Regions from separate parts of the Mus musculus genome. Here regions 1, 3, 4, 5 and 6 are each linked to region 2. A link is a loop called in an ENCODE intact Hi-C map of the cell type or tissue named here. Cell type or tissue: heart. All regions are shown on one strand. Each heading gives the region's core, and the rest is flanking DNA. Links, peaks and the distances in the headings are about the cores only. Region 1 holds the start of Gm42273 (a long non-coding RNA gene). Region 2 has its middle 5.6 kb from the start of Nol6. Region 3 overlaps Ubap1 (ubiquitin-associated protein 1). Region 4 holds the start of Nfx1 (nuclear transcription factor, X-box binding 1). Region 5 holds the start of Ubap2 (ubiquitin-associated protein 2). Region 6 overlaps Ubap2 (ubiquitin-associated protein 2).

The links. Peaks named below come from ENCODE experiments on the same cell type or tissue, not always from the same donor. Only the 100,000 strongest peaks of a DNase experiment are listed, where the experiment ranks them.
Region 1: a loop joins it to region 2, with 3.0 times the contacts of the local background. A loop is called at or near these places in 15 of 42 quality-filtered maps.
Region 3: it touches region 2 in a loop (2.6-fold over the local background); 7 of 42 quality-filtered maps call a loop at or near these places.
Region 4: a loop joins it to region 2, with 2.2 times the contacts of the local background. A loop is called at or near these places in 3 of 42 quality-filtered maps.
Region 5: it touches region 2 in a loop (3-fold over the local background); 16 of 42 quality-filtered maps call a loop at or near these places.
Region 6: it touches region 2 in a loop (5-fold over the local background); 8 of 42 quality-filtered maps call a loop at or near these places.

What each region holds. Positions count from the first base shown.
Region 1 is chr4:41,283,904-41,288,935 of GRCm38, forward strand. Gm42273 (a long non-coding RNA gene) reads right to left here and starts at 1,238. Exons shown (of 2, transcript XR_881194.1): 1 at 746-1,238. In heart, for the core only: a CTCF peak has its summit at 2,719 (motif pointing left); no DNase peak of the experiment used is centred there.
Region 2 is chr4:41,127,390-41,132,421 of GRCm38, forward strand. No RefSeq gene overlaps it. Among named protein-coding and RNA genes, the nearest start is that of Nol6, 5.6 kb to the left of the region's middle. In heart, for the core only: a CTCF peak has its summit at 2,179 (motif pointing right); a DNase peak (open chromatin) is centred at 2,222; H3K27ac peaks cover 339 bases.
Region 3 is chr4:41,388,547-41,393,546 of GRCm38, forward strand. It overlaps Ubap1 (ubiquitin-associated protein 1), which reads left to right. Exons shown (of 7, transcript NM_023305.3): 7 at 135-1,220. The coding sequence ends at 275. Kif24 (kinesin family member 24) reads right to left here. Exons shown (of 13, transcript NM_024241.2): 11 at 4,892-5,000; 12 at 4,332-4,425; 13 at 2,202-3,706. The coding sequence ends at 3,566. Among named protein-coding and RNA genes, the nearest start is that of Ubap1, 42 kb to the left of the region's middle. In heart, for the core only: no CTCF peak of the experiment used is centred there; DNase peaks (open chromatin) are centred at 295 and 1,765.
Region 4 is chr4:40,969,328-40,974,359 of GRCm38, forward strand. Nfx1 (nuclear transcription factor, X-box binding 1) reads left to right here and starts at 1,616. Exons shown (of 24, transcript NM_023739.3): 1 at 1,616-1,732. The coding sequence starts at 1,708. Gm52692 (a long non-coding RNA gene) reads right to left here and starts at 832. Exons shown (of 2, transcript XR_003955193.1): 1 at 275-832. In heart, for the core only: a CTCF peak has its summit at 2,637 (motif pointing left); DNase peaks (open chromatin) are centred at 874, 1,624 and 2,164; H3K4me3 peaks cover 2,240 bases; H3K27ac peaks cover 1,928 bases.
Region 5 is chr4:41,272,784-41,277,815 of GRCm38, forward strand. Ubap2 (ubiquitin-associated protein 2) reads right to left here and starts at 2,352. Exons shown (of 29, transcript NM_026872.1): 1 at 2,257-2,352. In heart, for the core only: no CTCF peak of the experiment used is centred there; a DNase peak (open chromatin) is centred at 2,618; H3K4me3 peaks cover 2,424 bases; H3K27ac peaks cover 2,012 bases.
Region 6 is chr4:41,224,476-41,229,507 of GRCm38, forward strand. It overlaps Ubap2 (ubiquitin-associated protein 2), which reads right to left. Exons shown (of 29, transcript NM_026872.1): 6 at 2,724-2,801; 7 at 1,805-1,859. Among named protein-coding and RNA genes, the nearest start is that of Gm24837, 15 kb to the left of the region's middle. In heart, for the core only: CTCF peaks have their summits at 1,131 and 2,086 (motif pointing left); no DNase peak of the experiment used is centred there.

The DNA of each region.
Region 1 (5,032 bases), core at 459-4,458, 160 kb after region 2:
GGCCTTGGGTTTGAATCTCCAATAAAAAGGAAAGGAAAAATTAACTCTAGCCTGCTATCGTGCTAAAGGCCTAAGGCAGAAAGCTGTTTGAGCTCAGGAGTTCAAAACAGGAGGGAGAGAGATTAAGAATCAAAATGGGGGCTAAGCAGTGGTGGTGCACTCCTTTATTCCCAACACTAGGGAGGCAGAGGCAGGAGCATCTCTGTCAGTTCCAGGCCAGCTTAGTCAACAGAGCTGTTACACAGAGAAACTCTGTCTCAAAACAAACAAGCAAGCAAAACAGATCTCTTTGGCTATATCTTGACCCAGAGCCCCTCTGCTTCTGCTTCGTGAGATTACTTAAGTGGCAATGAGACTCTGGGAAGCAGGTTAAACCAGTTTCTACAGGCCTGGACCTGCCCTGCCAGAGAAGAGCCCTACTGAATGCTCCTTTCAACTTTAGTCCCAGCCAGCTACAGAGGTCCAGGAGACACAAAAAGGAACACACACACTAGCACAAATCTCAAAAAACAAATGGAGCCCAATTGGATCTTTTAGTGCTGTAGTCCCCGGGGGCAAAACTGTGGTTGCCTTTTTGCCCTGTTCTGCGGAGCTCACAGTGGTAGCTGAGTCCTCTATTCCTCCATTCCTAGGGCCTCATTCCTATGGGACAGCTTCGTTCCTCAGAGTTACTGAGACAATGGGTTTTCAGTTTCTTCCTCCAGGTTGCTCTGAGTTCCCTGAGTCCTATAGAAAAGCCACTTACGTCCCTTTCGTGGCTGGCCTCTCTCTCGCCTTACTGTGGTTATACAGTGTAGACTCCAACCGGAAGGAATTATGAGGCTCCAGGTCAGCATTTGGCTAATGGCCTGGTGGGAGCCTCGAGGGCCTGAAGCTGTGTGTTGAAGTTATCTCTAATCAGTGCCTCTCTTCCTCGTTGCTCGTGGTTATTCTGGCTGAGTTCAGATGAAAGAGATCGACCATCTCCCCAGGACTGTAAATCCAGTATAAAATCGCAGTAAATGACTCTGGTCCTTCAAAGCCTGAAGAACGCCTTACTCCTTTACTTGATCAAAGAAGGTCAAATTCGTCCAGAGAGAGTTAGTTAATGAACTGCTTATTTAGAATTGACCAGCTGCCTAGAGCCAGGCATGGTTGACCTGGGAGACTGAGACAGGAGATTGACAACTTCAAAGCCCATTTATAGTGCAAACTTATTTTAAAAAGCTGAATTAAAGCCAGGCAGAGTGTGCATATACCTTTAATCCTAGCACTTGGGGAAGCAGAGGAAGGAGGATCTCTGAGAATTAGAGGCCAGGCTGGTCTACACAGTGAGTCAGGCCAGACAGGATTACACAGTGAGACCCCCACCCCCAAAGAGAGGGGGAGGGGCTCAGAAGGCGTCCACTGCTGAGCCTGACCACCCGAGTTAGTTCCCTGGGACCTACACAATGGAAGGAAAAAACTGACTCCCACCGCTTGCCCTGTGACCTAAACACGTGCAGAGACACCCTTCCCCCCACCCCCAATAAATAAGTACAGTTAATTAAGTAAATTGAAAACTTATCATCCTTTACAAACAAACAAAACTACCAAGAACCCAAATCAAACAAACAGAATACAGGAACATCACCCAAACTCCAACGACTAGGAGATGCCACTAATGTAACTTCTGTAAAATTTCATTCACGGAAGTGGGTAACAGCCCATTTCTTACATAGAAATATACATATGGCTTTATTTTCTTATTGTCATTATTATTTTACAGTGCTGGGCATTAGGGAAGTACTCTAGCTCTGAGCTACATCCCTAGTACCCACCTGGCATGTTGTGGTGTGTGTGTGTGTGTGTGTGTGTGTGATATGTGTAGGCTCATGCATGACGTGGTCCACATGCAGAGAGCACAAGACGACTCTGTGGTTGTCTCCTTCCACCTTTACATGAGCTCTGGGTGTTTTTTATGCTGGCCTGTTTTGTTGTTGTTGTTTTAAGACAGATAGCACAGATTGGTTTCAAAGTCTTGGTTATCCTTCTGTGATAGTTTGTATATGCTTGGCCCAAGGAGTGGCCCTGTTGGAGTAGGTGTGGCCTTGTTGGAGTAGGTGTATCACTGTGGGTGTGGGCTTTTAGACCCTCATCCTAGCTGCCTGGAAGCCAGTATTGTGCTAGCAGCCTTCAGATGAAGATGTAGAACCCTCAGCTTTGCCTGTGCCATGCCTGCCTGGATGCTGCCAATGTACCCATTTTGATGATAAAGGACTGAACCTCTGAACCTGTAAGCCAGTCCCAGTTAAATGGTGTCCTTATAAGAGTTGCCTTGGTCATGGTGTCTGTTCACAGCAGTAAAATCCTAAGACACCTTCCATTTCAGGCTCCTACGTTCTGGGATTATAAGCATATCTCATCTTACCAGGCTTCCCAGACAGCTTTAAATACCCATTTTTGTGAAGTTGTGTGCATATACATGCTTTTATACACCAATCTATACAGAAATCATAGGGAAGGTTAGTTTAGGGGTTACAGCTCTGAGAACTTCAGTAATAACTGAAGTACTATAGCTCTGCTTGCCTCGTCCCTCCTCAGTCCTAACAATGGGGTTTGGAAGGTTGGGGAGGTGGTTCAGGTGCACCTTGAAACAAAGTTTTATAATGGATCTGTGGGGGCACGATTTCTTTAGCATTCTTCCTAAGTGTTGAGTCAAGAGTGATGCGTTTAGAATTTGGCTAAGTTCTGGCTCCCCCTACTGGGAATGTGATGGATTCTCTGGTCACACAAGGCTAAACAGACTATCTAGCTTCTCAAAGAGACCCTTGAAGTACAGTAAACTCCCCTTTCTTTTTCCTTTCCTTCTCCTTCCTCCACATTCTGTGATATAGAATTAGGGTCTTGCTAATGATTAGTTTGAACTTGGCTATTTTGTCTATGTTGACCTAACAAATGGCAATCTTCCTGTCTCTTCCAAATAATTAATAATACTGGGATTACTGGCATTTGCCAGTGCACCCAACTGAAGGTTGGCAAATGTGTCTGTGTTGCCCAGATACCAACTATGGACAAATCTAGAGATGATATTTTAGGTTTCTGCTATGTGTATAAATATGTATGACTGTATTTTTTTGTGTTTGTTTGTTTGTTTGTTTTTGAGACAGGCCTTGGGTTCTCTTTGTAGACCAGGCTGGCTTGGAATTCAAAGAAATCTTCCTGCCTCTTCCTCCCAAGTTCTGATGATTAATGGCATGTGCTATCATGCCTGGCTGAGAGAAGAGGGAATAGGAGAAAGACAGAGACAGAGACAGAAAGAGGGAGCCAAAGATGACATTGAACTTTTTTTTTTTTTTTTTTAATTCCCACATAGGATCTCTCTGTGTAGCCCTGGCTGTCCTGGAACTCACTTTGTAGACCAGGCTGGTTATCCTTCTGTGATAGTTTGTATATGCTTGGCCCAAGGAGTGGCCCTGTTGGAGTAGGTGTGGCCTTGTTGGAGTAGGTGTATCACTGTGGGTGTCTTAAAAGATTAAAAGATTAAAAAACTTAAAAGATTCCGCAGCCCCTGCCTCCAGAGTTGACCTTGAACCTCTGATTCTCCTGCCTATGTGCACTAGGCTACAAACTGGTGTCAGCCACTTACCTGGTATGAGGTACTAAGAATTGAACTCAACTCAGTCCTCCTTCCTCAGTCTCTCTAATGCTAGAATTACCATAGTCCTGGCTTATTTGTGGGGAGGGGTTCTTTGTTTTCTGTTGTTTGTGCTGGGGATTAAATTCAGGACCTTGTACATGCCAGACAAAAGTGTTTTACAATTGGGCTATATCTCTAGCCCTTGTTTTGTTTTTTGTTTTTTTTTTTGTTTTTTTTGTTTGTATGATTCTGAGACAAAGTATTGCTATATGGCTTAGCACTCACCATGTAGATCAAGCTAGTTTCAAAACTTCTGGGAGCCTGTCTCCTCAGTGCTGGGATTGCAGGTATATGCCACCATACAAAGCTACTTTTTTTTTTTTTTTGAGGTTATTTCCTGTTGCCCAATGAACTGTGTAGCTACCCAAAGGTAAATACTCGTCCTGCCTCAGCCTCCCAATGTTGGGATTACAGGTGTGCACCACCATATCTAGTTGCTGGTCTGTTTTGTGATGACACTGACCCACAAGTACTGTGGTCATTTCCTTATTTACAGACATGGACTGTGTAGTGTTGTTGTCTGGCTAATACTAGACACCTGTCCTTAGATCCATCTGCACCAGCACGCCTGCCTAGAGTACCTGCTAATCCCCAGAAATCAAAGGAAAATTCTCTATATTTTGCTTTTTCTACTCACTCACTAATTCACTCACTCACACACACACTCATATACACATACATACACACAATACTTACATACTCACACACACACTAATACACACATTCAAACACACTCACACATGCTTACACACACACACACACACACACACACACACACATTCACACAACAGTATCCCTCCGTCCCCCGCCACACACACCCCATCAGTGCAGGGCCTCATTTTGAGTCCACAGCCCTAAGCAGCTGTACAGCTAGAACCAGCCCCTTCTCTCTCATTCATACTCAGTGTTGGCAGATGGCACCTAGGAGCAGGGGTCCTTTCTCAGGGATCTGTGTTAGTACCTTAAAATACACTCTAGCTGGGTGCTGGTGTTGGTGCACACCCTTAGTCACAGCACTTGGGAGGCAGAGGCAGGTGGATCTCTGAGTTTGAGGCTAACTTGAAGACCAAATTCCAGGACAGCCAGGGCTACACAGAGAAACTCTGTCCTGAAAAACCAACCCCCCCCCAAAACAAACAAACAAACATGCACTCTACATGATGATCACTTTTACTGTAGCAGACTAGAGGGCAGAAAAATTATGAGGATGTTACTCAGGGAACACACTGAGGACCCAAACCTGCACCATACCTCACACCAAGGCGATCAGCTTTGCTATTGGCAAATGTCCGAACCTCAAAATACTGGAGATAAATCATTTATGTGTGACGCCTTTTGTTTTGTTGTACTAGATGGGGTCTTGCTCTGTAGCCC
Region 2 (5,032 bases), core at 593-4,592:
CTTTCTGTCTCTGTCTCTGTCTGTCTTTCGGTCTGTCTCTGTCTCTCTGTATGTGTCTGTATGTGTGTGTCTGTGACAGGTGCTCACTATGTACACTTGACTGGTCTAAGACTTACTACATAGACCATTCTGTCCTTGAAATCACAGAGATCTGCCTGCCTGTGCCTCCAGAATGCTGGCAATAAAGGCACGTGCCACCATGCCTGGTTGTTGTTGTTTATTGTTGTTGCTGGTTTTTGTTTGCTTGCTTGCTTTGTTTTTACAATTCAGGGCAGTAAAATGCATGACCACGTAATAGATTTTGTGATGTCTAACTGAGGTGTTATATGTAAAGAAATTACTACATGTGTAGCTTCTTAACAATTGTTAGTTTGCATTAGATGACTGTGGCTTCTAATAGCACTGTCTTTGTTTATTTGTTTTGCTTTTATGAGACAGGGTTATCTATATAGCCCTGGCTGTCCTGCAACTCAATCAGTAGACCAGGCTGGCCTTGAGATCTGCCTGCCTCTGCCTCTTGAGTGCTGAGATTAGCCTGGCTTTCCTTTCCTTTTTAGGAATTTACTTTAAAAAAAAAAGATTTTATTTATATGAGTACACTGTAGCTGTCTTCAGACACACCAGAAGAGGGAGTCAGACCCCATTACAGATGGTTGTGAGGCACCATGTGGTTGCTGGTATTTGAACTCAGGACCTTTGGAAGAGCAGTCAGTGCTCTTAGCCGCTGAGCCATCTCTCCAGCCCAGGGCTGGTTATTTCTAAGCTGTGAGTGCAGGTACCTGCCAAGGCTCAAGGCATCAGAATAGTGGAGCTGGATTCGTGGCAGTTGTGCATCCTGACGTGAGTGCTGGGAGTTGTGCTCAGGTCCTCTGCAAAACTATTGTCTGCTCTGAACCACTGAGCTAGCTCCCCAGCCCCTTGCATATATTTTTGAGACAGGGTTTTGTGTATCACAAGTTACTCCTGAACACAATTTGCAGTCAAGACTAGGCTTGAACTCCTGGTATCCTACCTCCACTTCCAGAGTTTTAGGAGGACAGTCATGCACTGTTACACCTGGCTTTAGGTTAACATAGTGAGTGAAAAATAAACGAATAAGCCTGAAAACTAAATAAAAATATTTTAAATTTATTTTTAATTTTTATGTGCATTGGTGTTTTGCCTACATGTATGCCCATGTGAGGGTGTCAGATCACCTGGAAATGGAGCCACAGGCATTATGAGCCACCATGTGGGTGCTGAGAATCCTTGGGGGGGGCAGCCAGTACTCTTGATCCCCGAGCCGTCTCTCCAGCCTCAGAAAATAAACTTTTAAACAAATTTTCATGGCATTCGTGGAGGTTGAATGCAGGCCTTCCATATTTTTATAAGCACTTTCGAGACAGGGTTTCTCTGTGTAGGCCTGGCTGTCCTGGGACTCACTCTGTAGACCAGGCTGGACTTGAACTCAGAAATCTGCCTGCCTCTGCCTCCCGAGTGCTGGGAGTAAAGGTGTGTGCCACCACTGCCTGGCTCAGTCACATTTCTAACTCAGCCTTTTAATTCAAAACTGAGAGCTAGGATATGGAGTGCACAGCTGCAATCCCATAACTTGGTAGGTAGAAGCAGGAGTTCAAGGACAGCCTCGACTAAGCAAGCTCAAAGCCAGCCTGGGATACAAGAAAACTTTGCTCAAAACAAAAACAAAAAACCACACACAATTAAATTTCCTAAAATGGGGGCTGGTGAGATGGCTCAGTGGGTAAGAGCACCCGACTGAAGGTCCTGAGCTCAAATCCCAGCAACCACATGGTGGCTCACAACCATCTGTAATGGGGTCTGACTCCCTCTTCTGGTGTGTCTGAAGACAGCTACAGTGTACTTACATATAATAAATAAATACATCTTTAAAAAAGAATTTCCTAAAATGTGCACATCAGTACACACCTTTAATTTTAGCAAGTGTGTGGAGGCAGGAGAATCACAAATTCAAGGTCATGCTCAGTTACATAGTTGGATCGAGGCTAGCCTGGGCTACTGGAGACTGTGTCTTAAAATTTTAAACATCCTAAATGAAGTACTTCTTCCTGTTTAGATTATGCCTTTTCTCATTTGAAATAACGTCAATGGACTTTTCTGAGATTCCTGGCTTGGTGCCTTCCAGGTGAGACCTTGGACTGAGAGTATTTTGTTTGCCTGACCACAAGAGGGCACCAGTCAATCACATCAGTCTCTCCCTGCCCTTAAGGAACAGTAGAGAGTGCTGCGGTTTCTGCCAGTTATTTGCTGGGGTAGTTGTGTTTCAGTACCAGGCCTGGAACCTTGGTAGCTGTGAACAAGTAGCACTCTTGCTTTACCACTGAGCTATGTATTCCTAGACTTTTTCACTTTGAAATAGGACCTAACTTGCCCAGACTTATTTATAACTCTCTAGCTGGCTTTGAACTTGGACGCCTGCCTTCACCTGCCGCCATCTCCTCCATCCCCTGCCTCACTAGGTCTGTCAACTTTTATTTCAGAACCTAATAAGTGAAAAATATTAGAAAAAAAATATGATTATGGATTTTTTGGTCTTGAAAACCTGATCTGTAGACAGCTTAGCCATGGAGCTGGAAGGTGGGGTTCAATGTGTTATTTTGTGATACTGGTTATCTTCTTGGCTCTGGTGCGCTCTCTCTCTCTCTCTCTCTCTCTCTCTCTCTCTCTCTCTCTCTGTGTGTGTGTGTGTGTGTGTGTGTGTTTTGAGACATAATCTTGCTGTGTAGCCGTGGTTGATCTGATCCTCCTTAGATAGCTCTAACTCAGCTCAAGGTGTTTCTCCTGCTTCTGTAGCTACCCACATTCTGGACCTGCTGCTTCAGCCTTCCCATTCAGCACTGCTAAAATTACAGACTATGCCACCAAACTTGGTTGCTTTTCAAAACAAATACTTATGTAACATGAACTACAAGAGAAGACCCCACCTCGAAAAACAAGCAAATAAACAACAGAGGCTGCTAAGTGGCTCAAAGGGTTAAAGGCACTGATTCCCAAATCCCACTGGAGTTCTAGCAGATTCACATCATGCAAGGTGATAATCTATTCCAGCAAGTTGATCTCTGACCTCCACACCCCACTCTAGTGTTATATGTAATTCTCTACACAAAATAAATAAATGACATAAACCGGGCGTGGTGGCCCACGCCTTTAATCCCAGCACTTGGGAGGCAGAGGCAGGTGGATTTCTGAGTTTGTGGCCAGCCTGGTCTACAGAATGAGTTCCAGGACAGCCAGGGCTACACAGAGAAACCCTGTCTCGAAAAACAAACAAACAAACAAACAAAAAGCAACAAAGTATCCAAATGCTCAAGTATCTACTTTGTATCAGATGCCATGCTCTTATTGAGATAGAGGTGAATAAGAAACAGTTGCAATTTCCTGAAGGATGTTTTGACTGGCTAGACTAACAAGTTAGGTGGGGCAGCAGCTCTGTATTTACAATGGATAGACCTGTGTATAAAACTCAGTAAGACAGGAAGATGCCAGCTTTCCAATTTAGGGCCGTGCCCAGAGCAGATACCTACTGTATGAGTTTGCAAATTGACTTGAGCCCAGGAATGCAGGCAGATATTTCAATGGGTTAGTCGAGGGATCTATAATCCTATAGGTCAGGGTGGGGCTATGGTGACTGTATGTGGGTGAAATGCTTTGAAGGTGATCTTTCTGCCTATTTGTCTACTCACAGCTGTGCTATTAAAGGTGTCAACATCATCTCCCAGGTTTCTAGGTCAACAATCTTCCTGTCCTTAAATTGAATAGTGGAGGAGAGGAAGCTAGAACTAGGCATATGTCATCATTTTGGGAGGGGAGGATGCTTTAATTAGAATATTCTCCTTCCTTGAGGGGAGTTCTAATTCTAGTGGTAGAACTTGGTCTCATGACCTAGACAAAATTGGGAGCCTGTCAATTATCCTTTTAAAAAAATGTTTTAGACAGGGTCTTATGTCACCCTGGCTGGTTTTAACTATAGAACTAAAGATGACCTTGGGATGAAGGAATGATGTTTTCAAGTACTGAGGTCTCAGCTATGGAGGAAAAAAGTTAGGCTTGGTACATGCCTGTAATTCCAGAATTAGACAGGCAGAGACAGAAGGCTCATAAGTCTTAAGTCAATTGGGTTACATACTGAGTTATAAGCCAGCTTGGACTATATGGCAAAAACATAACCTGTCTATAAATAAATAAATGCCTCATTAAGTGGATTTTTGTACAGTGACTTCCTTCCAAACAACACAGTAAAGAAGGGGTGGGGAAGCAGAGTAACTTTACAGTGGAAAGACTTGACATACTACTTTAGCCAGGTGACCAAGGTCAACATCAACAAGGCTAATCATGCTCTGCTCTATGCCCTTGGTATGATGTGATGTACATGGTATTTTACCTCTGTGATCATTCCCTTTCACAAAAAAACCCCAAAATAAAATACCCCAAATAGTCTTTCTTATGAGAAAAACATTTCAAATCCCAATTTTGAAGTTTTTTCTACTAAATTCTTGGTCTAGATAAGTGTAGTGGCCTACTCTTATAATAATCAAACATTGTGGAGACTGAGGCAGAGACGGCTAATTGAAGTCAGTCTTGGCTATATAGTAAAATCCTGCCCCCACCCCCAAAGTAAAGAAGAGGACCAGCAAAAGATAGCTTAATACCCAAGTCTGATGACTGAGTTTGATCCCCGAGACTCACATGATGGAGGATGGTGGATACCCAAGAAAGTTGTCTCTGACTGTCACATACAGGGCACACCACACATATAGAGTAAAAAAGAGTGGATGGTGCAAATCTTTAACCCCAGCACTTGGGAGGCAGAGGTAGATAGATCTTTGTGAGTTTGAGGCCAGCCTAGTCTACAGCCAAGACAGTCAGGACTACACAGAGAAACCCCATCTTGAAAAAACAAAGAAAAAAACCCCAACCAAACAAAAAAGATAGGATGCAAAATAGAAAAATGACATAGGTAAAAAGAAAGGAAAATATGAATAAATCTGATCTTCATGTCGCAGTAATGCAGCAG
Region 3 (5,000 bases), core at 1-4,000, 260 kb after region 2:
TTTCGAGGGAACCTTAAAGACCCATGGGACTGCTTGAAGGAGGCAGAATCTTCACCTGCAGTATACACCTACATTCAGCTGCTCTGCGTGGCTCAACTCTTTCTGAAAAAAATTTGTTCTCCTTTATCCCATAGATGATGGAGTTTCTTCAGTTAATGAGCAAATTTAAGGAAATGGGCTTTGAACTGAAAGACATTAAGGAAGTTTTGCTATTACACAACAATGACCAGGACAATGCTCTGGAAGACCTCATGGCCCGGGCTGGAGCCAGCTGAGACCTGGCCCTGCTACGGCCCTGCCACAGCACCACCATTCCCCAAGGAGGCTCTGCACAGCTCACTTGTGGGGAAGACGGGACATGCTTCCAGATTTTCTTTGGGGGTTAGAAGGTCGGATGTGGAGTTGACACTTGTTAGTCTCTGTGAGCCCAGGCCTGAGCTGGGGGAAAGTAGGAAGATTTGGGCATATATGCTCTCTATTGGTTCCTTCCATATTAAACATACCTGTGTTTTGAGAAGTGTCCTTCCCACTTTGGGCTTTCAGAAGGAATACTTGGTTCTTTCTGGGGTCTCTAATGTTCTCAGCCAAAACCTGGCCTGGCTACCAAGAAGAGTGGGAAGACAGGAGGAGCAGACTGCTGCTGTTTTGGGGCTAGATCCTTTCCTCTCCTCTCTGCTGCACCACTGTCAGACTGGGCTCTAACCCAAGTGGAATGCAACTGAGAGGGTCTTCCTGGGCCCGCCTTCCCCGACAGCCCTAGTGTTACACTGGTTCTGGAGTGTCTCTGCGGTACAAAGATGCACTTTTCTTCATGGGGCAAAGTCTGCCTCTTCTGCCAGGCAGTTCCCATTTGCCCCTGTCCAGACTGTTTCTTTTGGCTTAGACCATAATCCTCTGCTGCCCGGGGCATTGGAGCCCCTGTGCTAGGAAGCTGTCAGTTTTGAGTATCATTGGCCCTTTCCAGCACATGGGTGAGAAAACAGGCCACGACTTGTCACTCAGCACTAACCCCCAGTTCTTGAACAGCCTCCTCCAGCCCTGCTTTAGGATGACACAATGAATAACACCTAGGCATAGAAACCAGTCTCTTTGGTTTGTTTGTATTATGTTCTACAATATTAAAGATCTAAATACAAAGGATATAATACAGTCTTGAATCTAAAGTAATTTGCTAACTATTTTGATTCTTCAGAGAACTACTAATAAAAATCTAAAAGGTATGCCATGCTGCCTTAACCTCTTTATTTTGAAAAATGGTTTGACTCAGGACAGTGGGTAGATTACGGGTAGCACAGTCATTTCTGGCCTGGAACAGAGCCTAGTTGTCCCTTTCATATCAGTATCCTTTTCCCACTGAGGGCCTATGGGACTCAGAGGCTGGCCATCCTGTCTCATCTTTTTTTTTTTGTTTTTTTGGTTTTTTTTTGTTTTATAAATACAGACTCTCTAAACCTGGTCTAGTGCAGCCTGTGGAACAAGGGTATATGCTTTCTTGCTAAAGTGGAGAAGGGGTATACAGGTTTTGAGGTATCCTTTAAAATATGACAAGTCAAGTCCCTTTGCTTGTGACTACTACCAGTCACAGGCAAGGTTAAAGTGCTTCCCCGGCTCTCAGTGGTGCTCCTATAGCTGACAGTTCATCCTTAAAATTTCTAGTACTTATCTTTAGTAGAATCCCACATCCTTTTGGTGTTCTTGGTTGGGAATGGCCTCTGATTTTTAGTGGTTATGTGAGAGGCCTTAAGCTAGGAACAGGCTGCCATCTGGTGGTCAGTTCAAGCACTGCCCGTGGCTGCCAGACAAGCCTTTCAGCTCTTTTATAGAGCCAGACCTCACTATAGTCCAGGTTTAGACCATAATCCTCTGCTGCCCGGCTAATTCCTTTGAATTTAGTCCTCAGCATCCCAGATGCTGGGGTTACACATGAACAGTGTCACACCTGGCTTATCTTGGCTTTTTAAATATAACATCCTAAAACCATAGAGTTCTTAAATGTATGTGGTAATGGCTTCAGGGCCCAGGCTGTGACACATGAATCTCAGGTTAACTCAGGAAGACCTATGAAACTAACGGACTCTTGGAGGCTGTTTCCCTTGGGGTTCTCTCTGTTTAAAAGGTGATACAAGAGATGGGAAGATGGTTCAGTTAGTGTATGTGGTACAAGCATAAGAACTGCGTAGAAAGCCTGGAGTAGCTGGTTGTAATGGTGTATGCTACATCTTTAATCTTGGCATTTGTGAGGCAGGACTACTTTGTGAGCTGGTCTACATAGAGAACTCCAGGACTGCATAGAGAGGCACTGTCTCAAAAGAAAGCCTGGAGCGGTGGTCTGAGAAGGGAAGGGAGAGACAAGAATTTTGGACTTGTTGGCTAATCAGTCTGGGTAGATCAACAGGGAGACACTTGCTTCAAAAATAAGGTAGAGAATGATTTGAGGGTACCTGGTAACATCTGTCCTGCACACACAGCAATACAGCAAGAACTCATTTGAAGAGATGTGTGTTTGTTGCTGTGTCAGAAGATTCAGACTGCTGACTGTAGACTCAGTCCCAAGACACCCGTAGCAAAGGCCCTTGAGTGTTGCTGGCCTAGTACCTTGGACCACTCAAGCCTTGGCAATAGACTTGCCTGAGATCTCCCAGCCTGTTTAATCATTCAGAGGCACTGGGAATGAGGAGTCATAGACAGGAGCTAGGACCTGCCACAAGAACTATGAGGGCTGGCAGACACTGACATGGGCCTGCTGTTTTAGCAAAAAAGAAAAATTAATGAGAAAACCGTGCTGCTGTTGGCACCCTCAAAGCTGGATTGCAGGGAAGGAAACTAAAAGCATACCCTGGACCTCAGGTGCTCTTAAGAAAGATATCAAGAGTTGTTCGCCAGGTGTGGTGGCTCACGCCTTTAATCCCAGCACTTGGGAGGCAGAGGCAGGTGGATTTCTGAGTTCCAGGCCAGCCTGGTCCACAAAGTGAGTTCCAGGCCAGCCAGGGATATACAGAGAAACCCTGTCTCGAAAAACCAAAACCAAACCAAAACAAAAACAACCAAACCAAAACAAAAAAAGAGTTGTTCATTTTATAATTTCCAAAACTAAATTTCCACTCCCTGCTGGGAAGGAGTTCACCTGACTGCCTGGCTGGTACCAGTGTCTTTGAAGACAGAAAGGCACTGTCAGCAATAAGGCTGTTGGCTCAACTTGTGCTCCCTAACCTCTGACCTCCGATGTCCAAGTTAACATTAAACATCCTAGTCTTATCCTCAAATTTAGGACATCTACAAAGTTAATAGACCAAGTCCCTACAGATGCAGGTTGGCAAAGTGACTACTACTCTGAGCCCCAAATAAAAGGGGACATGAAGGCTTTCAGCCTAGTACTTTGTTACAGGTGGCCCTGTAGTTGGGAGTTGAGATGAGGTCTGTCCCTGAGTAGTGGGTCATCCAAGGCCATGTATGGCTAGGTTGACCCTAGGGGCAGGACAGGGAGGGGTCGTTTTTAGGAAGGCCCTGGCAGAGCCTCTTCCAGCCCCAGAGAGCACAGCAGTGTCCATCCAGAGTGAGACATGCTCTAAGACACCACAGTTCTTTCGGGGGCTGCAGCGGGCCTGTGGCTGGTGAGGTAGAGCTGTAGCTGGCTTCTCAGACTTTGGATGCACCTGGACTTCAAAGCCATGATTTCATCCAGCTGGGTCACAAAATCTTCAAAATCCTGAGGAGAAACAACACAACTGGAGCCTTTTCACTTGACGGCTGTCTGTCAGATCATCTTTTCTAGCCTGTCTTTTTGTTTTTCACGTTTTCATGTGTCTGAATGTTTCGTCCACACATCACTTGTGTGCCCGGTGCTACCCACAGAATTTAGAAGAGGACATCAGATCTCCTGGGACTGGAGTTCTAGATGGTTATGAGTCACCATGTGGGTGCTAGGAATCAAACCTGAGTCCTCCACAAGAGTAAAAAGTGCTCCCTAGTTCATTGAACTAGGAACATTTCAGAACCCAAGTCCCTCTTCCCCAGGGGAAAACCTTAGAAGTTTCTATGGACTGGGTGACACTTTTGAGACACTTTGTAAGTGAAGACTATTCTGGAAAAAGGGTACTTACAGTGCTTTGGGTCTTCAGGTTGCAAGAAGCAAGGTGGTTCACTGCTACAGTAGTCATAGGGAGGGACCCCATTCCCATCTCCACCTAGACCCTCTGAGGGCCACAAGGCCTCAACAGTTAGTGTGCAACAGCAAAACTTTGTTGTTGTATCTACACCATGGCAAACAGATGACCACTGAACAAAGCACAATGAGTTGTCAGTAGCCCACATATCTGTCCAGTACTACTTACATTAGAATCCATCTGGGTCATTAAGGTCTCCTCCTTCAAGTCCAGCTCAGCCATTTCATCCAGCTGTTCTTTGTGTGCACGGATAATCACCTGCCTGGGAACATGTTGAAGAACAGCCTATGAACACTGAGCCTCATTTCTATACTAGGAGCTTGTAGCCTCTTCCTGGTGTTTTAAGACCAGCTGGCAGCTCCTTGCTCTCTCTGTTCTGTTCTTAGAACTAGTCAAGGGGCCAGGGGGTGCCCACAGGTTATAGGGGGAGAAAGAGACAGACAGACAGATTTTTCAAGCTCATCCCTGCCTCCCCTGCTGCTTCACAAGGGTTGCCTGTTCCCCACAGCTCCCTTCACAGAGGCTGTAAGACAGTGACGACTAGTATGTTTGGTACTAAGTCTGCTCTTATTTTTGCTTGTGGAGGGTTCAGGACCTAAGCAGGTCAAACTCTAATGACTACAGAACAGTAAGCTCTCCCAGTGAAGAGGCAAGCTCCAGTCTAAGCAAATAGGAAAGGGCATGGGGTACTGAAGGGGCTCAAGTCTTAAGAACAAAGTCCAACTTACTGTGCCTGCTCCGGTGTAAGTGGACAATATGTCCTCAAGGCCTTGGAAGAACAGCTGGGGACCACAGGAGAGTCTGAATCTAAGCACCTTGAGATTGGCCTGTGCCTGA
Region 4 (5,032 bases), core at 703-4,702, 160 kb before region 2:
TAGGCTGGTTAACTTTGGCGTTAATGATAAATTGCTATCTTCATTTGACTTTGTTAAACATTATACATTGGCCTTTGCTGTGCTCCGAGGTTCTGGAGTACGATGTCATTTGAAAATAAGTAGTGTGTAGCCTACTAAATTCCAAAGATGCCAATTGACTCTGCAACTTGCCCACAAACGTCTGTTCTCTCCCCTCCACTCCCTCCTCTTGTCTCTCTCATCATCATCATCTCACTACTGCAGGTAGTACAAATACAACGGTTTCGTGTCTCACCTTTCTGAGGCCGATTTTCAAATATAATTCCTGAAGGATTCCTAAATGTGCTCGGTTAGGGGCAGGCTAAGCCACCCAGTCGAAGGCTTCTTAGTCTGTAGATATTAGAAAGAAGTGCAGAAGCCCTGTAACCAAAATGGTCACATCGTGGAGAATGTTTGAGACAGTGTTGTACTGTTGCTCTGGCTAGCCTGGAACTCACTATGTAGATCAGACTAGCCTCAGACTCACAGAGAACTACTGTCTCTGCTGCCAGAGTGCTGGAATTAAAGTCTAAGTCACCACACCTCACCTTGGAAGATTATATTTTACTATAAAAGAGGCTGAGACAGAGAAGATCCTACTGCAAGGCCCGTGCCAAGGTACAACCTTGAGAAATTACGTCATGCAAACAAGACCTGAAGTAAAAGTGGTTTATTGGGAGAAGAGGAGTGAGGGCCTAGGAAAGGAATAGAGGCAGACAAGTAGGCATGGAGCCAGTCAGACAGACAGGAGCAAAGCCATGGGGCAGAGAGAAGGGGACCGGACGCTGACAATAGACAGCTGCTGGGTGGCGGGGGGGGGGAGGGGGGGGACGCTTGGGGGCGTCTCTTTAGACGCAGCACACACCTATCACACACGGTGGAGGCAGGTCTAAGTGGTTGCTAGGGTCCTGGGGGCAGGCCAGCAGAATGCCTGAATACCAACAGGGGCTACATCAGGACACCCTTTCCCCACTCTCCCCCCCCCTCCAAAAAAAAAAAAAACACAGTAACTTCAAACTGTCTACCTCAGTTGGTGTTCATTTGTATTTGTTACTTGCCTACCGGTTTGTGGCTCATTTGCTATTAGTCCTTTAGATACTGTGTTTCGTTTTACACAGACAGGGATAGGTAGCCCAGGACCTGGAACTCACTACATCCCACTCCCATCCCACCCCCGATCCAGCCTCCCAGGTCCTGAAGTCGTGGGCTACCTAACCCTTGGCAGGTAACCTTTTATTGTTTTGCAGTCTTTTCCTCCACAATGCCCTTTGATTACTACAGCGCCCCCCCCCCCCTCGTCGCCTGCGTGAGCCGCTCCAGGCCGCCTCTTAGCTGAAGGTCATTTGAAGCCGGGCGGATGGCAGGACTTGACAAAAAGGCGTAGCAGCTGGAGAACCCAGCAGCTCTCGAAAAGCAATTACGCAAGTTGGGGGCAGTAGATCCTGCGGTCCGGGTGGGTCTCCTCCAGCCACTCGTGTCCCCCCCGCAAACCCCGCTTGCACCCGGGCCGGCGCATTTGTCTGACGTCCCAAATGCGCCATTTCACTGTGTGCTCAGGTAGCACCACCCCCTTGGCTGTCCCCGGGCGCGTAGGAGCGACTAGTCTCTCGGCGCCGGAAATCCGGGACACGTGACCAGGTGACAGCCTTCGCTCGGTGGCGGGGCTCGCTTGAGGTGCTGCGGCACGGGATGGCGGAGGCGCCTCCGGTCTCAGGTACTGTCCCGTTTCCCGCGCGGGACCCCTAGGGTCTAGCAGTCTAGTCCGAAGGGTGCGGGCCATTGCGGTGGCAAGTGGGGTGCGTGCTGCGCGGGGACAGTGGCTCGCGAGGGCCAAGCCACGCGCGCTGCACGTACGGAACCCTCCTCCATCTTCCACGGGATGGGGAGGCTCGGCCCCTGGGTTTCCGAGGAGAGCGGGCGGGTCCCGGCGCCAAGGGAGCGGACGTGGGCCTCTGGCGCCCCCCGCGGGGCTCCTTCCGGCCTTCCCGAGGCCGCGCGGAGCAGAGTCCGGCGGGCGGGCGGGCGGGCGGACGGCCGGCCGGCCGGGCGTAGGCGACTCTCCGTAGCGGGCCCTGGAGGCCAGCGAGTTTGCGCGCTGTGCTAGGGGTGTGTTCTTTACCTCTCGGAGTGGCGGGTTCCGCGCGCGCGGGCCAGCCAGCCAGCGGGCCCAGTCCTGAGGGGGTGTGAAATCCCATATTGAGGTGCGTGACGTGATCCAGTCTCAGTTACCTCATCTGTCAGCCTGGAGTAGTAAGCTAATTCCCAGACCCTCCCTGTTCTCTCCCTGATTGTTGGCTCACTCTCCCTCCTGGAGCTACCCCTGTGGTAGAGACAGCCTCATTTGACTGTTCGTATAAGCTATTTCCATTTTCTTCAAGGTGTATTGGTCAATCCGGGCTTTCAAATTTTGTGGACAGCAAAAAAAAAAAAAAAAAAAAAAAAAAAAAAAAGGAACGTTTTGCATGGGGTATTAGTACACATTTACCTAAATGTAAATGTGAACCGAGAAGCTGGGGCGCTAGTTCAAGTGTTTAAGAACAGTAGCTCCTCAACAGAGCAGTCACGTTCGCTTGCACAACCACCTGGAAAGCTGTGCGATCTGACGCCCTCTTCTGGCCACGGAGGGCATCAGCAAACACGTGGCATATATCCCGTCCCTGTCCCCCCAAAGCACCCTTGCTAAAACAGGAACACAAGATTAAAAGAAAAGTTTTTTTGTTTTTAAAGTAAACCAAATGTTTCAGTGCTATCAGACATGGTAGCGCACATCTTTAATCCCAGCCCTCGGGAGGGCGAAACAGGAGGATCTTTCGAGTTGGAGTCCAGCCTGGTTTACATAGTTGCAGACCATCCAGGGTTACATAGTGAGATCCTGTCTGGGAAGATGGGGTTGGAGGCCGAGAAGCAGAGGTTTCTTTTACTCTCAACAACATACTCTTAACATTACTATTAAGAAGAAGACCACGATGACGACTTGTCACAACCCACTGTGTAGATTTGACATAATGGCCTGCTCTTCCTGAAAATCACAGCAATGTCCAACATTGGCTTGAATTACAATTGCACTTCTGACAGATTGATGGGCCACTATTAGGATGTGCCTGTACAGGTCATGTTCTTTTCCCTGTCTCAGTTTAAAGAGTGCAAGAACACATTGCATTGGTGTGCCCCAGTCTTGACTTGAATGTAAAAATCTTCTTGGAGAGTGGAGAACTTAGGCAGATACGTTGTCACTCCCCTCCAGGCCTTCACTGGCCCTCTAAACCGAATCTGTTCGTTTTCTCCTCCTCGCCCTGACTTATTTCCACACCCTTGGACATTTGAAGCAGAGCTGAGTGAGGGCTAGCTGTGACTCGGAGTTTTAGCCTCTGGGACTGCGCTCTAGGTTACCACCGACACGCCCCAAAGCATGTGCTGAGTCCCTGTGTTCAAGAAATCCCTGCCTCCTTGGTCTATAGTCTTTGTTCTTACTTTAACATCATTTCTAGCTCATCCACTTCCAAAAGTGGTTCTCAACCTTCCTAATGCTGCAGCCCTTTAATACAGTTCCTCAGGTTGTGGTGACCCCAACCATAAAATTGTTTTGTTGTTGCCTCATAACTAGTTTTGCTGCTGTTATGAATCATAATGTAAATATCTGTATTTTCCAGTGGTCTTATGTGACCCCTGTGAAAGGGTTGTTCTATGCTCCCAAAGACCTCACAACCCACAGGCTGTGATCCATTGCCCTAAGTAAGGTCTTTAAACTGATCCAGGATGAAAATTTCCCCCTTATTTTCAGGCTTTCTAGCGCCAACTGGTTGGATTACTCTCTCATTGCTGTGTTTTGTTGGGTATCTGGTACCCCTTACTTGTATTATAATGATACCTTGGCTAGAGGACATCTCACTAATGGAGGAACTACTACTTAAAATACTGAAATGTGTCTCACTTAGGCCATGGGACAGCTTCCTGATTTATGTGTCCCTTTCCTCAAATCTCTTTTAAAGATTTATTTATATTTAAGTACTTGTAGCTGTCTTCAGACACACCAGAAGAGGGCGTCAGATCTCATTATGGATGGTTTTGAGCCACCATGTGGTTGTGGGATTTGAACTCAGGACCTTCGGAAGAGCAGTCAGTGCTCTTAACCATTGAGCCATCTCTCTAGTCCCCTCCTCAAGTCTCTTTATAGATCTTTCTTTTTAAAAAAAAATTTTTTTTTTTTTACACTGTGCATTGTTATACCTGTGTGAGGGTATTGAATCCCATGGAACTGGAGTTAGAGCCATTTGTGAGCTGCCAAATGGGTGCTGGAAATTGACCGTGGCTTCCCTGGAAGGGCAGCCAGTGAGTTCAGCCATCTCTCCAGCCCTCTTGAAGGGTTTCCTGAGGGTTTTGGCTTAGGTCTAGTAAAAGCACAACTATGTATGGCTATTCAATATGAAACGCCCTTTATCAGGCTTTTGGGCAGCTTTACTGACCTTTATCTAGCCCCCTTCTCCATCCTTGCTTCAAGCAGGAGAGAACTGTACAGCACCTCTTGGCACCATTTTACCCATTCCCACTTGTAAGTTTATCTCATCTTCCCAGAATACCTCTGCCACTCTGAGTTTCTCTAATCCTCTTGCCATTTGTGAGGCTCTTCACCCCACCCTCAGAACACTGCCTGTGTGAAAGTGTTTGCCACAAAGCCTGGATTGAGTGTGAGGTTTCTCTATGGCCTTTGTGAACTCACCAGTTCTTCACTATGTTTCTATGGTACTGCTGCCTTGCCTCTGCCAGGGTGCAGTGTGAATATAAGCACCAAGTCACCAGTGCTGCATGCCATTCTACCATATCCTAAGGCAGAATTCGGAGTTGCCTTGGAGTGAGCACCTGTGGCCTTGGGCAAGCTACCCAGTTTTCTCATCAGCAGAGTGAAGGTTAAATGAGCTAATGAAGCTGGAGAGATAGATGCTCAGCTGCTAAGAGCACTGTCTGCTCTTCCAGAGAACTCAATTTTGGTTCTTAGCATCTACACCAGGTGACTCAC
Region 5 (5,032 bases), core at 720-4,719, 150 kb after region 2:
CCAGAGGAAAGCAGAGCAGCTGGAAGCTGCCCCGAGAGCAATTACCACAATCCTTCCTCATGGCCTCATCTCTGCCATGTTACTACTTCCACCCATATTTCAAACAAAACAATCTCCCTCTCTCTGAAATGTTTAGTTTTTGAAAGTCAGAGGCAGCAAGGAAACAAACGGGGGAGGGGTCAGAAGTGTGGGAAACATAAAGGTCACCCACTGGGAGTGAGGGGAGGATCAATTACAGAACTTAAATGACCCCTAAGTAGGAAAAATCAGGCAGGAACATAATGACAGCAATCAAGTGTAGAATGGGAAACTAAACCTTTGCCCAGTAAGACAAATCTCATAGCAACTGGAAAAGGGCCCTAGCCAAAAGGCCCTGAAGGCAGACAAGATATATTGGACCACCTCCAAAGAGTAGAATTTCTCTCCTAAACTAGGTAAAGAGCACACCAAAGAACCATCCCGATGTCTAAGCTACACTACAGGAGAACTTAGGCATGATAGCCACCTCCCCTCTGTTGGTTTATTTACTGTTTTAGTGTTGGTTATTTGAAAAACCAACTCTTAAAAAAAGAACAGGCACCAGATGGTGGTACCTCATGCCCTTAAGCCTGGCACTCGGGAGGCAGAGACAATCTCTTGAGTTCAAGGCCAGCCTGGTCTACAGAGCAAGTTCTAGGACGGTCAGGACCACACAGAGATCCTTTCTTGAAAAACTTAAGGGAGGTTAAAAAAAAAAAAAACTAAACAACAACAAAAATAAACAATTCAGAGGGCGTATTAGCATGCCCATTAATAGGAGAAAAAAAAAGAAAAAAAAAAGCTTAAAAACTTTACAATAGAAGATATAAATATAAACACTATTCACTGAAAGAGAGAGAGAGAGAGAGATCATTGTAACCAGGCACAGTAGTGTTTGACTGTAATCCATGCAAACTGAAATCCCAGCATAGAAAGACTGAAGCAAGAGGTGCATGGTGACTCATGCCTTTAATCCCAGTGCTTGGGAGGCTGATGCAGGTGGATCTCTATGGGTGCAAGGCCAGCCTGGTCTACAAAGCAAGTGGGGGACAGCCAAGGTTGTAACATGAAGAAACCCTGTAAAAACTATCGAGCGAGCGAGCGAGCTAGAGAGACTGAGACAAGAGGCTCTCAAGTTAAAAGCCAGCCTTGGCTAGGTAGTGCAACCCTCTCTCAAAAACGCCCTCCCAAAAAAAGGCATGCTCTTCAAATAAATGATCTCTGGGTACCTCATAGAATCACCTAAAAGCTCCAATTGTTACTGTACACAATTGCTGGAGAAAAGTAAAGAGTAGGCAGACTATGCACCTTGGAAATAAAGTAGAAAGGCGTATTAGTGGTAGTAAACTACGAGATTATGTTAAAGCAAAAAACTGCAGGAAGACTTCCAAGACCAACCCAAAGAGAAAACACGAATCCTAAGTGGTGACAGTTGACATGCCTGGGTAACTAAACCTGAAAATGCAGGGGGGAAGGTGGGAGAGCTGACTATGCCTGGGTAACTAAACCTGAAAATGCAGGGGGGAAGGTGGGAGAGCTGACTAGGAAAACTGAGCTGGAACGCACCAGGCTAAAGAATTTGTTTGAATTTCTAACAACGCTTTACAGTTCACAAGCACTCTTACCTCACCTTAAAGAATAAATAAACTATGACACCACCAGACTTCAATAGGGCATGAAGAGGAAACTCACAGAGTTTCAACTAACACCAAAGACCACAGTAATGAAAAGTAGTAAAATTGAACTATGCCTTCAGATTAAGTGGGGAGAGACTAGAGCGCAGAAGTTGGGCACTAAGACCAGTCCCAGGACAGGCGCCAGACTAGAAAGCTGAAAGGTGGTCCGGATGGGGCGACAGCGTGGCGGAGGAGCTCCTGCCAACGTGCAGGGACCGAGGTGGGAGAGAAAACCACACCCTCCAGGATAAAAACCCAAAGGGGGGGGAGGGGAAGGCGCCCCCTGGGGCTGGGTGGGGCCGGCCAACTAGGATGGGGGGTGGGGGGTGGAGCAGGAAGCACAGGGCAACCTGAGCGGGAGAGGAAAGAGAGTGCTCAGGCCTGGACACACTACGGAAACATGAAGCCAGCGAGGGAAGCTCGGCCCGATCCACCCGAGTAGACGCTGGGGCATCCCAAAGGGGGCTGGGAGTTCAGAAGACCTTAGCCCAGGTCCAGAAAGCATACACTGCAAGGTTCAGGGCCCTGGGAGGCAGGATGAAGGGGACCGGGTGACAATTACCGCTGCTGCTCTCGTTGGACTCGGGACCCGCCGCCGCCGCCGCTCGTTACCTGCCAATGTGCCTCTTACAAAGCGGCGGCGGCGGCAGAGGCGGCCCTGCCCGTCACGTGATCCCTACGTCACGGGAGAGGGTGGAGCCAGTACTTGAAGATTGAACGGGGTTACCCGGCTGGCTAACACAGCTCTGGGAGCTGAGCGAGAGGAACTATGTGGAGGCGGCGGAGATGGTGACATTGCTTGTGGTCAGAATTTCAGGGTCGTACTATCCGCCGCCTATAGAGAACCCACTATTAAAGCGTGCGGTCGCGCTATGATGACCTCAGAAACACTGCAAGATGCTCGATGCGTGCGGCTCTTTCGTCACGTGACATGGTGCAGCCACTCAAAGCAAGCCTGGCTTCTAGACGTTTTGAGGGCGAACTACAACTCCCAGAGTGCTGCGCGGCAAAGGCACTCTCTACGACCGCCTTTTCTCAGCGTGCTCCTAAGTACAACTCCTGATTCTGACTTATTCGAGCATCTTATGGCTAGCTTCCGAGTTAGTACCAATGGGTGCCACCTGCCAAGCGAACCAGCGTGGTTCCTGCTGGGAGGTGTAGTTCTGGCGGAGAGTGGGTCTAGCTCCCACGTTGCGAGGCTGGCGCTCCGCCCTGCCCTCTGCGCGGGAAAACGCCAACCGCCAGCTGCTGAGCCAGACACCCAGAACGTCCTCGGCTGAAGGCCACGAGACTTCAATGTAGTCAAATGTGGACTGCTTTCTGCATTCCCAACTCTCTTCTGCAGGAAACAACTACCATTCCTTGAACGCCAACGGGATGTTAGAGGTGTTCTAGCCCAAAAGGCTACTAGTATCGGACCGGTTTTGCAAATAGGAAAGGAAAAGTTATTTTCTGGCATAAGAAACCTAAATCAGGTTTTCCTTGTTGAGAAGTTACCTGATCCACCTCTTAGTAAAGATGTTAACCTCAGGAGATTAAGCAAAAGTAATGGAGTTTTGTTGTTTTTTGATTTTTTGAGACAGGGCTTCCCTGTTTTGGAACTTGCTTTGTAGACCATACTGGCCTCAAACTCACAGAGTGCTGGGAGTAAAGGCACGTGACACCACAGGCCGACTCAAATAAAGATTAATCACTAGCATATCTTTAAAAAATAAATAAATAGATAGATGTTGCGCTGGAGAGATGGCTCAGTGGTTAAGAGCACTGACTTCTCTTCCAGAGGTCCTGAGTTCAATTCCCCGCAACCACACGGTGGCTCACAACCATCTGTAATGGGATCCAATGACCTCTTCTGGGGTGTCTGAAGACAGCACAGTGTACTCACATACATTAAATAAATAATTTTTTTTTAGATGTTTAAAACACTTTAACTCCAGCCCAGACTAACCTAGCCTTATTGTGCAGTACATGGTGACCGCTAACTCTCAGCAGTCATCCTGCCTTGGTCTCCCAAATGGTGGTATTTCAAGGATTATAGACAAGAGTCACCCACCATGCCTGATTAATATGTATTTCAAATATATACATATATACCATTCATATATATATAGATGTTTTACCTGTATGTATATATGTAGCACATACATGCCTGGTCAGAACATGGGATTGGGTCCCCTGAAATTGGAGTTAGAGATAGTTATGATCCATATTCTAGGTGCTGGAAATCAAACCAACATCCTCTGGAAAGACAATTGCTCTAAACAGCTGAGCTATATCTTGTTAAAAATTATACATTTAAACATAATAAACCAGCACTCGGGAGGCAGAGGCAGGCAGATTTCTGAGTTTGAGGCCAGCCTGGTCTACAAAGTGAGTTCCAGGACAGCCAGGGCTATACAGAGAAACCCTGTCTTGAAAAACCAAAAAAACAAAAAAAAACCCAAAAAACAAAAACAAAAGAACACACATAATAAAATGTGATTATGTGGCTATTGTCTATGTGTAGCTTATTAGGTTAGATACATCCACAACGTTGGAATTAAGAGGTTAATTAGTGGTGGTGTAAGCCTTTGTTCCCAGGAAGCAGATGCAGGCTGCCTAGTTTACAGAGCAAGCTCCAGGACAGCCAGGGCTACACAGAGAAACCTGTCCCAGGAAAGAGAAAGAGATTATATAAAATGTCTGCTTGGTAAACAATAAGCCCTCAACAAACAAAATTATGTTCAAACCCTATTTGTACCCATAAGGTAAGGTGCAGCTGGTTTAAGCAAGATGGAAAGGGAATTTTCTTATACTGATGGGGGTTCAGTGCTAATTACTAATTTGCTAGTTACTAATAGACTTGATCTCTTTAACCTACTTGGCTAGACAATTGAAAATTTAAACAGTCCGGCCCAGTTCAAGGGAAACCTTTGTTTTTCTGCCTGAATTACAGAATGCTCAGGCTGTACCTGTAACAAAAAGAACGTATTATCCTGATTATCCATGTGTAGATCTATCTTATCTTTCTTGGCCAGTGACCTACTAACATTGTGTTGGGTCAGTTCAGTCTCTATGTTTTCTTGTTTTGTAGAAATGTATGAGAAAATCAAAGATTTTTAAAAAATGTTTTAATCCACTATTGAAAGTCAAAGACTTAGTCAGGCAGTGATGACACACACCTTTAATTCCAGCACTTGGGAGGCAGAAGCAGACAGATCTCTGAGTTCAAGACCAGCCTGGTCTACAGAACCAGTTCCAAAACAGACAGGATTACACAGATAGTCTCTGTCTCAGCAGAAGAAGAGAGGAAAAAAAGGAGAGAGAGAGAGAGAGAGAGAGAGAGAGAGGAGAGAGAG
Region 6 (5,032 bases), core at 395-4,394, 97 kb after region 2:
GTGTGTCAACCCAGGAATGTAGGTTTTGTGATTAAAAGCCCGTTCTGAGAAATGCTCAGGGCTACAACTCAGTCTCAAACACCTGGAGTAGTTACTAATAAAAGTTTCTATTGGCTTGAGCTGTGTCCTAGTGGTCTTCTCTAGTGGATACCTCAAGTTTACAAGTATTACAAGTTTATACCACCATTCCCAGTTTTATGGTATGCTGGGGACGGAATTTTCTTTGCCTGTTCTAGGGAGGCACTCTATCAACTACATCGCCAGCCAAGCGTACATATCTTCAACAGACGTTACTTTAGGATCATCTACCTACTTTTGTATAAATGGTCTTCAAGTTTCTACAATATAGTCTTTGGCATCCTGAAAAGTTATGAAGACCTGGAAGCCTTCCCAGTCTAGAAAGAACACCATTGAAAATGTCCAATGAAAGGACCAGAGAGAAGGTTCAAAGTGGTTAAGAGCACTTGCTGCTCTTGCAGGACTTGGGAGACAGGTTCCATCCCCAGTACCCACTCGAAAGCTCAAAATGGCCTGGAATTCAAAAGTTCCTAGGAAACCTCTTCTGGCTTCACAGGCCCCTTCATGCCCATGGCACACAAACATACATTCAAGCCCACACATAAAACTGCATATTTTAAAAAAGTCCCAATGAGAACAAATACATCAAGTGTAAACGTGTCTCCTTCTTGTGTCAGAATTGAAGCTTCGACTGTCCTGAAACTTGCTTGTAGACTAAGCTAGCCTTGAACTCAAAAATGTGCTGGTCTCTTGCCTTAGTGTTGGGATTAAGGAAGGGTCTGTCATAACACCAAAAGAACTTTAAAACTCTTTATATTTTCTGTGTTTTCCCTACATGTACATATATGTACCATGTGCATGCTGCCTGCCCAGAGTCCAGAAGAGAGCATCAGATTCCCTGGAACTGGGGTTACAAATGGCTGTAAGACATGATGAAAGGCCTGGGTGCTGGAACCAAACCTAAGACTTCTCCAATAGCAGCAAGTGCTATTAGCTGATGAACCATCTCTCCAGCACCCCCAACTGTGGATTTGAGTAGAATTATATTCTTCATATATGGATATAGCTAAAGAAATGTTTTGTTCACACTTCTTTGTATTATCACTAGAGGGGGCTGGTGAGATGGTTCAGAAATAAAAGAACTAGCTGTCAGGATTCACAGGCTACATCCATGTTACAATGCACGCATAAGAACATAAGTAAACAGAAATGCTATGAGTTTAAGGCTAGGGTTCCAAATTCAAGTTGTCTTGCCATGCACAAAAGAAACAGTAAGAGAAAGAAAAACTAGACATAACAGTAGCTAACTCTAACACCTACCTAGAATGCTCAGCATTCACTACCATCACTCAGGACAACACTATCATTCACATAAACACTTCATGTTAAATAGCTAGATTTAGCCGCATCTGTAAGTGGCTTTCAACCTGGCAGCCGAGGACATTATGCACATATGCCTACTCCCTTGGGAACATGTGGTGTCCGCAGACATGTTAGTAACTTCATGAGGAAGGAGAGGGGTGTCAGGTTAGAGAGAAGGATGATGTAGCATCACTGTGCAGCACATGCACACCAATGAAGTTATCCAAGCAAACTGCACGGAGCAGAGGCTTCAGTGCTGACGCAGCATTTACTGCAACAGCAACAACAACACTATTTTCACTATGGTTAGAAAGCCCTTCAGAAGTACAACCACCTCTAGCTGGGATAAAGTACAGGCAGGTCAAAGGCAGATAAAACAGAACAACTAGGAAGCACCTACAGCAGTGGGATGGCTGTGACTTACCCCATGCTTTGAGCGGAGAACCTTCCTGTCCCTCTGCCCCTGCCACGTCCAAATCCTTTAACAAAACACAATTATAGAATATAATTGTATTTGTACATGTATATATAATGATTAAATAAAGCAGAGTTTCAGGCCAATCTGGGGCTACAGGGTGACTTCTCAACCTGTAGTCAATCACAGACTACAGTATGAGCCTTTTTTTTTTTCCTTAAAAAAGAAGAAAAAAAAAAGCAGCTAAGCAGCTAACTCATTCTTAGGGGCATCTGATGCCCTCTTCTGGCCCCCACAGGCATTGCATACACATGGCACACAGATGTACATGCAAGCAAACCGTTCACAGATAAAACAATTTAAAATATAAATAATGCCTTGGCAATGGTGGCGCACGCCTTTAATACCAGAGGCAGAGGCAGGCAGATCTCTGAACTGGATGCTAGCCTGGTCTACAGAGCAAGTTCCAAGACACTCAGGGCTATGGAGAAACTATGTGTAGAAAACAAAATACCCCAAACCCCCAAATAAATAATAAGCTCTCCTTGCTTTGTTGGTAGTGTAACCATGTATATCATACCTCTGTCTCAGCTTCCTAAATGCTGGGATTACATCTGTACACCACTATAACTGATTATAAAAGTGGCTTAAACAAATCATCTGAAAATAACCAAAAGGATTCTTCAAAGTGACAGACATAATCCAGGATCTGAGGGATGGCTCAGGGATGGAGCCATTCTTACCAAGGACAGGCAACCTTCAGCACCAAAAATAACAAAACCAAAGCAAAATGTAAAAACAAAAGAACCGGGCATAATCTAAGGGGTTCCTTCTCAGCCATCTTAGAGAACACTCCTTCATACTGCATTTCCAATCATCCTTAATAGCCAGGGTGGCAGCAGCTGGCCTGGTCCTCCTCCCCCCTCACCTCTGCCTCGGGCCCGCTTGCCCCGCTCCGCAGGCTTGTCTCCTTGGCTGCAGTCAATCCCATTCTCTTCACCTTTGACTAAAGAAGAAAAAGCAAACATGTCAACTTTTCATTTTCAAACCTCTTACCAAACTTATGAGATACAAAACCAAGATCAAAATGCACAGAAAGAATCAAAAACCCAACACTCTTCTTTGCAATCCCACAAGTTCAAGGCCAGCCTGGTCTAAATTCAAACAAGGGCTACATATTGAGGGAGCACCTGTCTCAAAAGCCAAAAAGGAAAAAAAAAAAAAGGTTAAAAAGAAGTTAAAATGTAAACAACATTTAGAAATCATGATGAATAAAAAGTAGCACAAATCTAGAAGCACATGACCAAAGGCTTATCCAACACTAGGATGACAAAACCAAGAGAATCGTGAATTCAAGCTCAAGGCCAGATGAACCACATAATCAGACCTAGTATTTAGAAAAAGAAAAAGAGCTCTTAAGGTCTCACCTTTCTTATTCTCAGCTCTCTTTCTCTCTCTCCCTTCCACCCTCTCTCCACATGGCCATGGCTGGCCTCTCTCTTTCTCTTACTTTCTCTCTGCATTTCTACAATAAAGCTCAAGGAAGGAAGGAAGGAAGGAGGGTGGTGTGGAACAAAATCCTGAATGGCACCAGATGCAATCCCAGATAGAAGACTAAAATGAAAATCACATGGTGCTGAGCATGGTGGCACAGTCCTTTAATCCCAACACTCAGAACAGAGGCGAGAGCTCTGAGGCCAGCCTGGTCTGCAGAGCAAGCTCCAGGGCAGTCAGTCAGACCATGACTAAAACAGTATACAGCATGGGCATTTTACTTTCTGTCTACATGTACCCTCCTGTAAAATAAATTTTCTATAAATAAGTACTAAAACCCAACACTTACTACAAAACAATGCTATCTATAAACATCACAGAACAAAAGGTAAAGTGTAAGAGACAGGCTTTGTAGCATCCTACCAGAAAAGGCAAGGACAGACTTCTGTTTCTCATATTCATACTGGATCCAATAGATCCATACAAAAACTAGTCAATAGATATTGATATCATTACTCCACTTTTTAGTTGCTGCTTAGCTCACATGAGCTTGGCTTCATTTGCAGTACAAATTTAAATTTATCCTATCCCTTCCCATCATCCTCACCTGCTTCTGAACTTTATTTCTCCCCAGAACAAGTTCTAACAAACATTACTAAACTATTGAGACCAGGTGTGGTGGCCCACCCCTTAATCCCAGCACTTGGGTGCCGAGGGCTGGCAAAGCTCAGGAAGTTTAAGGGCAGCCAAGGCCACATAGTGAGATCCTGTCTCAAAAACAATAAAAACCAAGTATTTTATAAGTGCTAGAAGTGTGGTCAAATAAAAGCCCAAGCAAAGGCCCCTGAGTGAGTCCCCAGCACAAACTATACATTTCTATTACTTAAATACTCATTTCTCGATCTTGATGTTATTGTTCAATCGACCTTCATTTAAAAATAGAGCTGGTGAGGTGGCTCAGTGGGTAAGGGCTCCTGCCAAGCCTGAATTCACTCCCAGGACCCAAATGGTGAAGGGAAAAAGTCAACCCCAAAGTTTTTCTCAGACCCCCACATGTACACCATGACATGTGCACCCACACCCGTTATGAAAATAAAATATATATGTACTTTTAAAATTTAGAGTGAGGGACAGAAGTGGGTGCCTGTAATTTCACTGCTGGACAAAAAGGAATCTTAGCTAAAGCCGGCTCAAGGTATATATTGAAAGTATAACAGTTTCATAAGGGCTAGGGAGAGCTCTTTGAGAGAAGATTTTACGATATAGCTCAGGTTGGTTTGGAACTCACAATTTTTCTATTAAAAGCTCTCAAATTCTAGGATTATAGACATGAGCTCACTGTGAGCTGTTTGAAAATCTATGTGTTCATTACTACAGGTTGCCAAGTACTCCCTACACAGCAACAAGTTGTCTCCTGGGCTGTTCCAAGTAAATTGGTGTCAAAATATGGATCAAAGGAAACTGCTCAAACAATTCTGCCTTCTGAATCTGCCTCCTTTAATTTTTTTTTTTTTTTTTTGTGTGGTGGGAGGGGGAGGTGGGTGACAGGGTCTCACTATGTAACCCTGGGTGGCCTGGAACTCCATGTAAATCTGTATGGCCTCAAAACTCACAGGAACCCACATGCCTCTACCTGGGGCTGAAGACACACCTAGACATCTCTAATTAATTTAATCTATGTCTATAGCATGAATATCTGTAGGGGAAGAAAAAACAGCTTCATACAAACAGGCCTATACCCAC